Regions from separate parts of the Homo sapiens genome. Here all the other regions are linked to region 3. Evidence: chromatin contacts called from ENCODE Hi-C or POLR2A ChIA-PET data. All regions are on one chromosome and are shown on one strand. Each heading gives the region's core, a stretch centred on a gene start or an enhancer-like site at or near the end of the contact. The rest is flanking DNA. Distances are from core to core; before and after follow the strand shown. Region 1 has its middle 18 kb from the start of LINC02421. Region 2 has its middle 68 kb from the start of LINC02421. Region 3 has its middle 85 kb from the start of CAND1. Region 4 has its middle 19 kb from the start of DYRK2.

Region 1 (2,700 bases), core at 134-2,633, 390 kb before region 3:
ATGTAGAGAGGGCATGAAATGTGCAGATGGAATTCAGCAACCCTGGTGCAGAGGAGTCCGTGGTAGGAATCCAGGAATCAAGTAACAAACAAATATAGCAAGTGGCACCACATTTCTAGGCATATAAAGAAATAATAACACCTAGAATTTGTAAACAATTTGCTAAGCTCAGGGCTAAGGGCGTCACAAATCTTGTGAAGCTAGCCAGTGAGAGAGGTACTATTTTTATCCCCCATTTCTAGATGGATAAATTGCAGTTCAGAAATTGTAACCCCATTGGTACTTGCCAGGTAGGGATATAAACCAAAGCTCAAGCGTTTCACCCTGTACAGTCTGATTCTTCAACCTTCACCCCACCCCTTCCACATTAGATACCTGCAATACAGTTAGGAATGGTTTTTACTGGTCTTAGTCAATCATGGTGATTCATTAACCAGTGGTGGTTCAGGAACTTAGACCAGTCAGCATCTAGCCTTTCCCTACTAAAATTATTGATTCAAGAAGAGCATATGACTTAAATTGGTCCAAGGAAATGAACAGGAAGAACTTGGGCTCCAAAGATCAGTGAGAAATGTTGATTTTCCCTCTGGAAGTGAACAGAGAAGCACATGACACCAATTGTTACTCAAAGCAACCATACTACTAAGTAGAGCATTTACCTTAGGATGAAGTCTTCTTTGTGGATTGCTGTGTGGAGAGACAGAGGGACCATTGTTTATTGATGACATAATTAAGCAGGAGGATCAACAAGATTTGTGGCTGTCCTACCTCTGGATTTTGTTTTGTATGAGCCAAGAAATATCCTATCTGTTTAAATTGCTTTGAATTGAGTCACCATTTCCTGCAACTGAAAACACTGTAACCAATATCTACTCCATGGGACCTCCTCAGAAAAACAAGGGAGGAGTAATACAAACCCATATAGATGATATCCTTCATGTGAGCCATTCCTTAATACGCCCTTTCATAGATGAGAAGGGCAAAGTCCAGCAAAGTTGAGTAATTTGTCTTAGGTGACACAGCTAGTAATTGTTAAGGCTGGACTTTGTTCCTCTGAGTATCTGACACCAAAGTCTGTATGCTTTCCAATATGCACAATGAAAATCTTGGCCAGTAATGAAAGGTATGCAGATCATATTCCAGTCCCATGCAGAAGTTAGTCAAAGGTTCACTGAAGATAAAGTCTAATAAGTAATCTGGTTTTCACAGCAGAATGCCAGTCACAGCAAGGGACTTGTGTGCTGGGCAGAGAGAGCCTCTTGTATGGCTGGGCCAACATGGCAGGAGAAGGGAAAGGCTGTGATTCAGAGGCTAATCCCCAGCACATTGGACACTTGGTGGAAGGCCAAGCGTGACCTTCAGACTCTACCAGCTGCTGTGTGTGAGGCTACTGATCACCCTTCCTGCCCTGGTCAGGCCTGGCTCAGCCACCAGTGGGGAGCAGAGCAGCTCAAATGAAACATCTGGAAAAGACAGAAGATGGTAAAAAGAAAAAAGGAGAAAGAAAAAAAAAGGGAGGAGAGTGAATCCATAGATATTAGGAACATAGTGATTATGAATATAATAAAAAGTGACTCCAAACTCTTGGCTTATCAGGATGTACCAGTCCTCTCTTGCCAATACTGTACTATGTGCAAGTTTTGATTACCTGTTTCGAGGTGAGTTTTTACATATATTATTTTCCTAAAACTGGTTGCCATTCTGTCCTAATTTCTTGCTCAAAATTTATATTTGCATCTGAAAACTCAAAGTACCATGGCACCTGGCTACCTTTCCCAATCTGTTCCTGTTCCAGAGCTGCACATATGGCTGCTGACGTTGAAGACAGCACTTTATTTTAGGGGGTGCCAGTCACATGGCTTCCCCTCGAATGGTGCAGTGTACAATCTGCACAACCATACCCAGTAGTCTTGCCTGGTTCTCTTAGTTCCTTATGCAAAATTGGTCTAAAACTTTTTAAATGTCATGTTTTTGCCAGATGTGGTGGCTCATGCCTGTAATCTCAGTGCTTTGGGAGACAAAGATGGGAGGATCACTTGAGGCCAGAGTTCAAGACCAGCCTGGGTAACATAGCCAGGTCCACCCTCTGCCTTCCCACCCCCACCCCCACGCCCATCTTTACACAATCTTTTAAAAAATTAGCTGGACATGGTGGCACATACTTGTAATCCCAGTTACTCAGAAGACTGAGGTGAGAAGATCACTTGGGCACAGGAGTTCAAGGTTAGAGTGAGCTATAATCAGGCCACTGCACTCCAGCCCGGGCAACAAAGTGAGACTCTATCTCTAAAATAAATAAATTTTAATTTTAAAAAATTGTGTTTGTGCCTATTTTTACTGTTACATATGAGATAGGTTGGCTGATAGTTGCCACAGTTCCTCAAGCAGCCAAGTGGAAAGGAAAATGTTCTGGCTTTAGTTTCAAACAAATGTAGGCTGGAATGCTGGGTCTGCCACCTACTAGCTAGTTGGCCATGGCTAGGTTAACCAACTGAGCTACTGTTTCACTATCTATAAAATGGGAATAATATCAGCCTCATAGTATTAACAGAAGGATATGTACTAAATGAGAAAATTATGTCAATATATATTTTTGAAGTTCCTGGCATAGTGTCTGCAACGGAAGAGATTCTCAATAAATATTAATTCCCTTATTGAATTTCAATGTCAATTTCAGTCCCTTTTCCTGGCAGGGGATAA
Region 2 (2,700 bases), core at 178-2,677, 440 kb before region 3:
GTCATTTTCTCTTGACCATTTGTCATTAGGACGGGCACTTTTTTTTTTTTTCAAATTTCATTTGTAAAAATCTCTAGGTAATGTCCTTGGTATGAAATGACAATAGGGAGGAGAGAGTGACTCTCAGCTAGCAACCTGCCAACTCTTACAAAACCAGGCAGGTATGTGTGAGTCTACGTGTGTCTTGAAAATCAGTCAAGTTTTATTATAAGAAAATCTTCAAACCAAACACCTTACTTAGAATGGGTCAATAGGAAAGCTGATATGAAAAATCCAAGTTCAAAATATCCTTAGATTAAAACCCTAGCTAGAGCTAAGATGAACTGGCATTAAGTTAGGACAAATGGCTAAATACTTGTTTACATAAATATCACACAACAATTTAGCTGTTTCTGCCTTAACCAACAATAAAAATATAGAGAGAGAGAAGAAAAAGAAGGCAGGGGAAAAATGGAAGAGGGAGAGGGAAGAAGATGAACCAGAGGAGGAAGAAGGTAAGAGTAAGAATAGAGAGGAAGAGAAATAAGAAAAAGAATAAGAGGAGGAAGGTGATGAAAAGGAGGAAGGAGAGGAGCAAGAGGAGGGCAGAGGAGGGAGGGAGGAGGGTGGGAAAAAGGTGGCAAAAAGAGTTGTGGACAAAAGTCTGGTGAGATCTAGGTCCAATTGTGGTCCTTGAACTTATAGTCTTTGAACTTAAGTGTGAATTTTTGACACTTCTTCGCCTCAGTTTCTGTGTATACTTACTGGCTATTTCATATCCGAGTTTTGAAGGCTTTGCTTTTATTTATTTTTGTTGTTCTTTTATTGCAATTTTTTGCAACAAAATTCTTTTTACTAAACAAAAGGTTTTGGATATTCATTATGGAATTCAGAGGAAGACAAAGCCCAGAGGCTCACTGCCCTAGGCAGCTACTGCCCCAAGGGACCCCAGAGGGCATTGGCAGAAATCTGGATGTGTCCAAGCCCTCTCCAACTTGACTCTATCTTTGTTATGGTCCTTTAACAATTCTATAACAGGAAGTCTCACTCTGATGCCATACACAGAGCCCATGCAGTAAGCCTGCTTTCTAGGTGACTGGGCTGCCTAAATGAATTTCTTTGGATGCTTCAAGGCTTAAGATCCCTTCAACAGGAAACCAGCAGCCCACTCTATGCTGGAATTTACTGTCTAAGAAACAGCAAGATTACAGTGTAATTTCAAATGTTTCCCAAAATGTTAACAAATTAATATCTAGATGCTAGGTGTAAAATGCCCCCAGCGTGGCAGATACTCTGTCATCAGACATCATGGCAAGCCGCCAATCACGGCTTCAGTTGAGACTGCTCAATACTGACGCTCTCTACCACTGCACCGCCTGACTCACCATCATATAGAAGACCCACACTGAAAAATCTGTCCTGAAATGAATGCTGGAACAGTCCTGGGAACCATTCCACCAGCACCATCATGCATATGCACAGCCGCTGCAAAGCCTAATCAGAATTCAGAATGCTGCAAGAAGGGACCCGCCTAAGAATTCTGTAACCCAAACTTCAGTCCAGGAGCCAAACCATTTAACCCACTGGCAGTAAACAGTTAGAAAATGATCTAAATTTAGAATGTCCAAGTAAGCACTGAAGTTCTTTCCTTCTTGTTTGGTTCCAGAGAGCTATTCTGGACATCATACCATTAAACGAAGCAATGTAACTGACAAGCAGCAATGGCCAAAGTGAATTCAGTTTTGGAAATGAGTGAGGTTCTCAGCTTCTCTATAGATTAGCCCTGCAGCTGCCACTCTCTGGCAAGGGACAGAATAGGTTGTATACATGAACACACATTTGAAGGGTAACTTCAGGACTCCCTGAGTTTGGCTACTCTTGTTCACAGACTGTCAGAAATAATCTACTTGGACCACTTAAAAAAAAAAAAAAAAAAAAAAAGGAACCCACATCAGACTAAAACCTTGTTCTCCAGTAATTTATTCCAAGCACAAGGTGTTTTCAGATAAAAAGCAATTATGTGAAATCTACCATCAGGCCACAGAAAATAGAGTAAACATTTAATGTAATTAGACAATCATGCCTATATTTCTCTTTTGCAGTTTAAAGCAACTCACCGACTTCAAGTATTTCAGCCCTAACTTTGAGCAGTCGCAAATGTGGGAAAAGGGTGTCTACAAGTGAATTTTAATATTACAGAAAATCTCACAGAAAGAATCTAGTTCCTTAAGATAAGGCTGCAGAGGCTAACTTTCATATCAAGGTTCTTTGCTTTAGGCTGGAATTATATCATCTTAATGCAGTAAATATCCGTTTTTAAATCTCAGCTGACCCAAAGTTTTGATAAGTAGTTATCAAAGTCTTTGGTTAATTAAAAAATAGTAAACTAAATTTTTTCATACCAAATGTAGTTTGGTAGATTGTATCTTTCAAAACATGTGACCCAGTAAAAGGAGTCCTTGAGGGTGAAAATATTGGAAACTACTGAGAAATTATTCTAAGAAAGTAATTAAGGAAAATGTAGCTGTAATAAAAATTATTCTAGCCTTGCCTGTGATAAAGAGAAGTTTAAAGCAATAAGAAAAACTAGTAATAGAAGAGTTGTTGATAAATGAGGATATACCTAAATAACAGACATATTTAATCACTGAAAGGTGCTGCAGATGTGAATTTATTCAAATGGGAAAACATGTTCATAATATTGTGCTAAGCAAAAAATGA
Region 3 (2,700 bases), core at 117-2,616:
AGGCTTCCAGTGAAGATAAATTTCTTCAATTCTCAAGAAAGGTAAAGACATTCTGCAGCCGCTGACAGTTCCATTTCAGATGAATTAGCATAATGTTGGGCAAACAGCAAACCTAAAAGGCAAATGTTCAAGACTCTAGCGTCAGTTATTTGCCAGCAAAAGATAACATCAAACATATGAGTAATGAGCCTTTAAAGTTGCCAGTCCCCAGGGAAGATTTGAGTTCTCATTAGTAAAGAGATATGAGATCCCATTTTGCCAGAGTCAATAGCACCGCATGAACACAGAGAGATACTAGAAGAATAATTTCCACACTTGGCTCTGAAAATAATCATCCTTATCTTTGCATTTTAAGTCTCAGAATTTGGCAAAAGAGTTCTAAGGATTTTAAAACATTAATAACAAGACTAAGAATGTTCCCAGATGAACTCTTATTTCTCAGACTATCTTGTTGGAGTTATTTACACATATGGCACAAACAAAGCCAAATGAATTGGAATATTTGACTTTCTCTCCACAAGATCTTACCAGTCTTTGTTTCTCAAGGTTTAGTTTGCATAAGGACAAAGGAATACAGTCGAATACTTAAAAGTATTATTTTAAAACACACTTTTATCTTGATAGTTATGTCTTTTCCATCAATATCTCTATTCACTATGTGAAAAAAAAAAGTCATACAACTTCAGAGTAGAAAGCATTTCAGTCCAACCACTTCACAGTCGCAAATCACAAGCTATTCACCCAGGAGGAAGAGCTGCTAAAGTCAATTCCCACTAAATTTCACCAGGGGCAGTTTAAACCTTCTGTTCTGTCTAGACATTTTGCCCTCCTCTGCCCAAACATCCTGACTTTTAAGGAGTTTTACAGCTTAGTCAACTCACCAACATCCTGAAGTAGGCTGAGATTGCAGATTTCTTTTCTGAATACCAATTATGCTTATTTATAAAACACAGAACATGGAGCAGAGAATTTAAGATTTTAGAGCTGCAAGTCACCTTCCTTTTATAATCCACAAAAGTGATTTGCTGTGATACCTGATGGCCTCTTTTGGAAAACAGAAGGCTTGAACACAGCATTGAAATGTGTCAGACTTTCTTTTTAAAATTTTTTCAGCTTCTTTTGAGGGTATATCCTGTAAAGCACTATGAGAAACATCCGAAAGACACAATTCTTATCCCCCAAAAGCCAATTATGTTGTCTGACTTCGGTTTCCTAAGCTACCCACAAACTGAAAGGCAAGGTATGGTGGTCAAAGAGTAAAGTCGACGTCTACACAGAAGCTTCCCTCTTTCCCTCAGCTCTGCCTCTTTCCAGTGCTGCTCATGTGATATGATACTTAGTCAAGCTTACTTTTTAAGTCAGCCACTTCGTGGGAACACTTTCCGGAGTGATGGCCAGCAGAATAGCTAAACTTTGTTACTGCCAAACCTCTTCTTGAGACAGGAACTCTGCCTACACAAAGCAAAAACAATATTTCAGCATCCCACCCTCCCTTTGAACCCACATTTGGAGTCATAGTTTCAGTTTTCATAACTATCCGGAAAACTGAAATGCTTCACTGGCCCACAACCAAACTCTTGGGCTCTTTTCAAGTCTGCCATCTCCCCCTTTTCATTCCACTTCCTCCCTCACTGTGAAACCTTGCTTGCTTGGACACTCCTGTAGTTTTAGACACCTTCCTGTCGATCTTTGAGCTATTTACCAGCTGAACATTTGTATTGTTAGTGTTAAATGATAAATTCATATAGCTAAGACACTTGACCAAGATAGACCGATACTATCATTTGAGCAACTGTCTCCTGCAATCTGTCATCACAATGAGATAGCCATGTTCTAACCTATCAGTAAGATTATACAAAAGTAAACAGAGTTGTCGGTATAAAATTGATTGTCAGCCGGGCACAGTGGCTCAAGCTTGTAATCCCAGCACTTTGGGAGGCCGAGGTGGGTGGATCACAAGGTCAGAAGTTTGAGACCAGCCTGGCCAAGACAGTGAAATGCCGCCTCTTCTAAAGATACAAAAATTAGCTGGGCATGGTGGCAGGTGCCTGTAATTCCAGCTACTTGGGAAGCTGAGGCAGGAGAATCTCTTGAACCTGGGAGGTGGAGGTTGCAGTGAGCCAAGATCGCGCCACTGCACTCCACAGAGCTAGACTCCATCTTGAAAAAAAAAAAATGCCACTGAGAGGTCATCTTTTATGAAATTCAAAAGTTTCAGAAATGTATCTAAATTGTCACCAATCCTTTCCCTGTAGTGTTCACCAGCCTCTGATCAGTTGATTTTAGGCAAATTTCTCACCTTCCACACTTGCAACACAAACTCAACTTCCAGCATACAGAGCTACTTGAAGGTTTCCCTAAATACACTAGGCACCCTCAGTCACTACACTACATATATGCTCTTGCTTTTTTGCCCAATGCCTGCCTTTTGACAGTCTGAGTAATGCCTACTTGTTTTCAAACTTCAGCTCAGGAGCTGCCTTCGCTTGTCTCATCCAAGCAGTCTGCAGCCCCTTGCTTTTATGCTCCTACAAGACCCTATTTATAACTCCATCACAGTGCCCATCATATGCTGGTAAAATGGTTTGTTTTCCCCTCTCACCTGCCATAGGTTCATTCTGAAAAAAGATTAAGAGTTTGACTCTGCAACCCCAGCACCCCAGGCTGTATCTAACACGTGGTAGGCAAACTGCAAATGTT
Region 4 (2,700 bases), core at 99-2,598, 310 kb before region 3:
GGTTCACATGGTTCAATAGGCCAGGAAGCAAATTTCCTCCCTATTATTAAAGTGCTCTGTTTACTTAGTCCATAGCAGTTTTCTTTTGGTTTTATTCATTCCTTACAAATGTTTTTCTTTATAATAATGTATTGAGTTTTTAAATATATTTTTAAAATATGGTTATTGTGAAAACTGATGAAAAATATATAAGAAAATTAAAATTAGTATCAGCTACCTGTTAATACTTTGCTGTATTTCTTTCTAATTCTTTTCCCAATGCCATCTCTGCCTCTGCCTTTGCCTGCTTTGGTAGGGAGGACATTCACTTGTGTGCCCCCCTTTTTTTCTTTAATATTACACTGTAAACATGTTGTTCATAATTGATATAATTTATTAAGCAAACCTCTGTTAATAGATACAAGGTTTTTTTCTAAGTTTGTGCTAGTAGATATGATTATTCTTGTACATAACTCTTTGTTTACATCATGGATTCTGATACCAATTTCTGGAAGTAGAATCAACAGGTAAAAATGAATGAGCATTTCTAAAGCTCTTGGTACAGATTACCAAGTGCCCTCCAGAAAGGCTCTGCTAATTATGCCCCAGCAGCATCAAACGAGTGCTTTATATCACTCCACACCCTTGCTAGCAATAAAAATGGTTGTTTAATTAATTGTTGATATTTTGTGGGTTAAAAATAAACTCATGGCTTTAATTTTTATTACTTTGATTTATAATTTATAATTTTTTTGGTCCATTTATGTTGCTCATGTAAATTTTTTGAAGGTATTATTGTCTCTTTTTTCCACTGGAATATTAGCATTTTTCTTACTGGTTTTAAATGTCCTTTATAGATTAATTACATTGCATCTGTAATTTTTACGTAGTCACGCTGTAAAAACACTTTTTTTCAGCCTACATTATTTCAATTACAAAAATAGCAACACAAATGGTATCCTCAGAATCCTGCGTAGCCTTATCCCCACCTCACTTCACTTCTTAAACAGAACTTCTGGTGGAGGACCATTCTTCCATCAAATGATCTCTCTCAACTCCTCCCAGATGGTTAGAAGTCCTCTGTCTCATAGAGTGGCACCATCTCCATATGGCTCCCCTCCAGTTTTTCTCCATAGGAAACCAGAATGATTTTTTTTTTGTTTTTTTTTTAATTTATTGTACATGCATCAATGGCTTCCTGGTGTAATCAGAATAAATTCCCAGCTCCTCCAAATGGTCTGTGTGGCCTTCTCCAAGGTCCGGCATTGCATTTCTGTCCCTCCTTATCCTGCACGAGCTTTCCCCTGGCTCACCAAACTCCAGACTTGGCAAGCCTCCACCCCGTGCTCTGGCCTGCTCTTCAGCTCCTTCCTCCTTCAGAACACCACATCCACGCCACTATGCCAGAGCGGCCTTTGCTGACTTCCCAGTCTGTTATTCTTTCTCACGAATCTAGCTGCTTCTTCTCATGCTGGGCACTGCTTACAAACTATAAACATTTTATGATTGTCTGGTTAACAAGTACCTCCCTTACTAACATGGTATCTTCATACATCACTTGCTTTTTGTTTTTCTTTTCTTTTTTTTTTTTTTGCCAGTGTGTGCCCAATGGGAAGGATGGAGGGAAACAGGGGAGAGGATTCTGCTGCCTTCTCAACTCAGTTCTACTCACCTTGCAGTTAGCAGAGAGATTGCCAGTGTTACCTTTTGGTAAGGGTGATCTTGCTCAACCTCAGCTTAAAGAGGACTTTGTAGGGGCAGTGACATCTGGTCTGGGCTGAATCTCACAGGATGAGGCAGAGATTGGCAAATGCACTCTAGACAGAGACAGCACATGTGTTGTGGCTACAACAACATGGCACATTTGAGAAAAACCACAGGACAAGGCCTACCTTCCGAAGAAATTATTCTCCCTTCTTCACACTGCCACAAACCCAGTCTCTTTGCCCATCCTTTGCATTATGCCAAAAATTATACACGTAGGTGCTCAGTAAATACTGGATGACATACGAATGAATGATTCATGACATCCCTCAGTTAAAGCAATTTGCTTCTCCTAGAATATCCTTTTTCTCTCTCTCAATCTGAATTCCATCAAGTCCTGGCTGGAGACCCACCTTCTGAAAGCTATTATTATCCAAGAGCAACACAAATGACCTGCACTTATTCTGAATTTCATCTTTCAATGTTCTAAACTTAATATTTTCTGTCCAATCTTGTCTTCCTAATTAAACATAATGTCCTCAAAGGCAGGGATTGATCTCCTCCTTCTCCTCCTCTTTCACTTTTTATAATTTTTTTTTTGTTTTGGTAAACTCAAATATGCCAAATCCAAATATACCATCTTAGAGAGTAAAAGTTTAATTTCTATGAAAGGAAGGGAAGAAGAAAGGCAGGGAGGGGGAGAGGGAGTTTGCCTTGCTTGCTCTTGAGCTCCTTCCTCCTTCAGAACACCACATTCAGCCACTAGGCCACAGCAGCCTTTGCTGACCTCCTAGTCTGTTTTTCTTTCTCACGAATCTAGTTGCCTCCCTCTCCCCCTCCCTCCCTTCTTCCCTTCATTCATTTTAGTCTTAATATAAAAACTTAATATGTAAAATCCCCCCACCCCATTTTTATAATCTTTTTAAAATTTAAAATTTCCTGAAAAGAATTTGAATGAATGAATAAACAAGATTCTACTCAAAGGCTTCAAATCTTCAGCAAAAGATAGTATACCAG

The links. A loop is a pair of places that touch in the nucleus more often than their neighbours do. ChIA-PET counts read pairs that join two places held with the same protein, here RNA polymerase II (POLR2A). Pooled maps may share reads with other maps.
Region 1: a loop to region 3 is called in a map of Calu3, with 5 times the contacts of the local background. The contact joins two enhancer-like sites. A Hi-C loop is called at or near these places in 1 of 168 maps with a recorded cell type or tissue (Calu3), 2 of 37 single-sample maps with no recorded cell type and 3 of 50 pooled maps. POLR2A ChIA-PET finds 5 or more read pairs at or near these places in 2 of 52 experiments (CD8-positive, alpha-beta memory T cell and naive thymus-derived CD8-positive, alpha-beta T cell).
Region 2: a map with no recorded cell type shows a loop between it and region 3 (2.6-fold over the local background). The contact joins two enhancer-like sites. A Hi-C loop is called at or near these places in 1 of 37 single-sample maps with no recorded cell type and 6 of 50 pooled maps.
Region 4: a map of gastrocnemius medialis shows a loop between it and region 3 (10-fold over the local background). The contact joins two enhancer-like sites. A Hi-C loop is called at or near these places in 21 of 168 maps with a recorded cell type or tissue (B cell, CD4-positive, alpha-beta T cell, CD4-positive, alpha-beta memory T cell and 13 more), 9 of 37 single-sample maps with no recorded cell type and 24 of 50 pooled maps. POLR2A ChIA-PET finds 5 or more read pairs at or near these places in 5 of 52 experiments (BJ, CD4-positive, alpha-beta T cell, CD8-positive, alpha-beta T cell and 2 more).

What each region holds. Positions count from the first base shown.
Region 1 is chr12:67,746,599-67,749,298 of GRCh38, reverse strand. No RefSeq gene overlaps it. Among named protein-coding and RNA genes, the nearest start is that of LINC02421, 18 kb to the right of the region's middle. Within about 2 kb of position 1,383, at least 11 of the 41 ENCODE cell types and tissues checked have a DNase peak (open chromatin) inside an H3K27ac peak, as active enhancers do.
Region 2 is chr12:67,796,283-67,798,982 of GRCh38, reverse strand. No RefSeq gene overlaps it. Among named protein-coding and RNA genes, the nearest start is that of LINC02421, 68 kb to the right of the region's middle. Within about 2 kb of position 1,427, at least 2 of the 41 ENCODE cell types and tissues checked have a DNase peak (open chromatin) inside an H3K27ac peak, as active enhancers do.
Region 3 is chr12:67,353,262-67,355,961 of GRCh38, reverse strand. No RefSeq gene overlaps it. Among named protein-coding and RNA genes, the nearest start is that of CAND1, 85 kb to the right of the region's middle. Within about 2 kb of position 1,366, at least 3 of the 41 ENCODE cell types and tissues checked have a DNase peak (open chromatin) inside an H3K27ac peak, as active enhancers do; they include heart right ventricle, where a contact is called at or near this core.
Region 4 is chr12:67,666,544-67,669,243 of GRCh38, reverse strand. No RefSeq gene overlaps it. Among named protein-coding and RNA genes, the nearest start is that of DYRK2, 19 kb to the right of the region's middle. Within about 2 kb of position 1,348, at least 9 of the 41 ENCODE cell types and tissues checked have a DNase peak (open chromatin) inside an H3K27ac peak, as active enhancers do; they include heart right ventricle, where a contact is called at or near this core.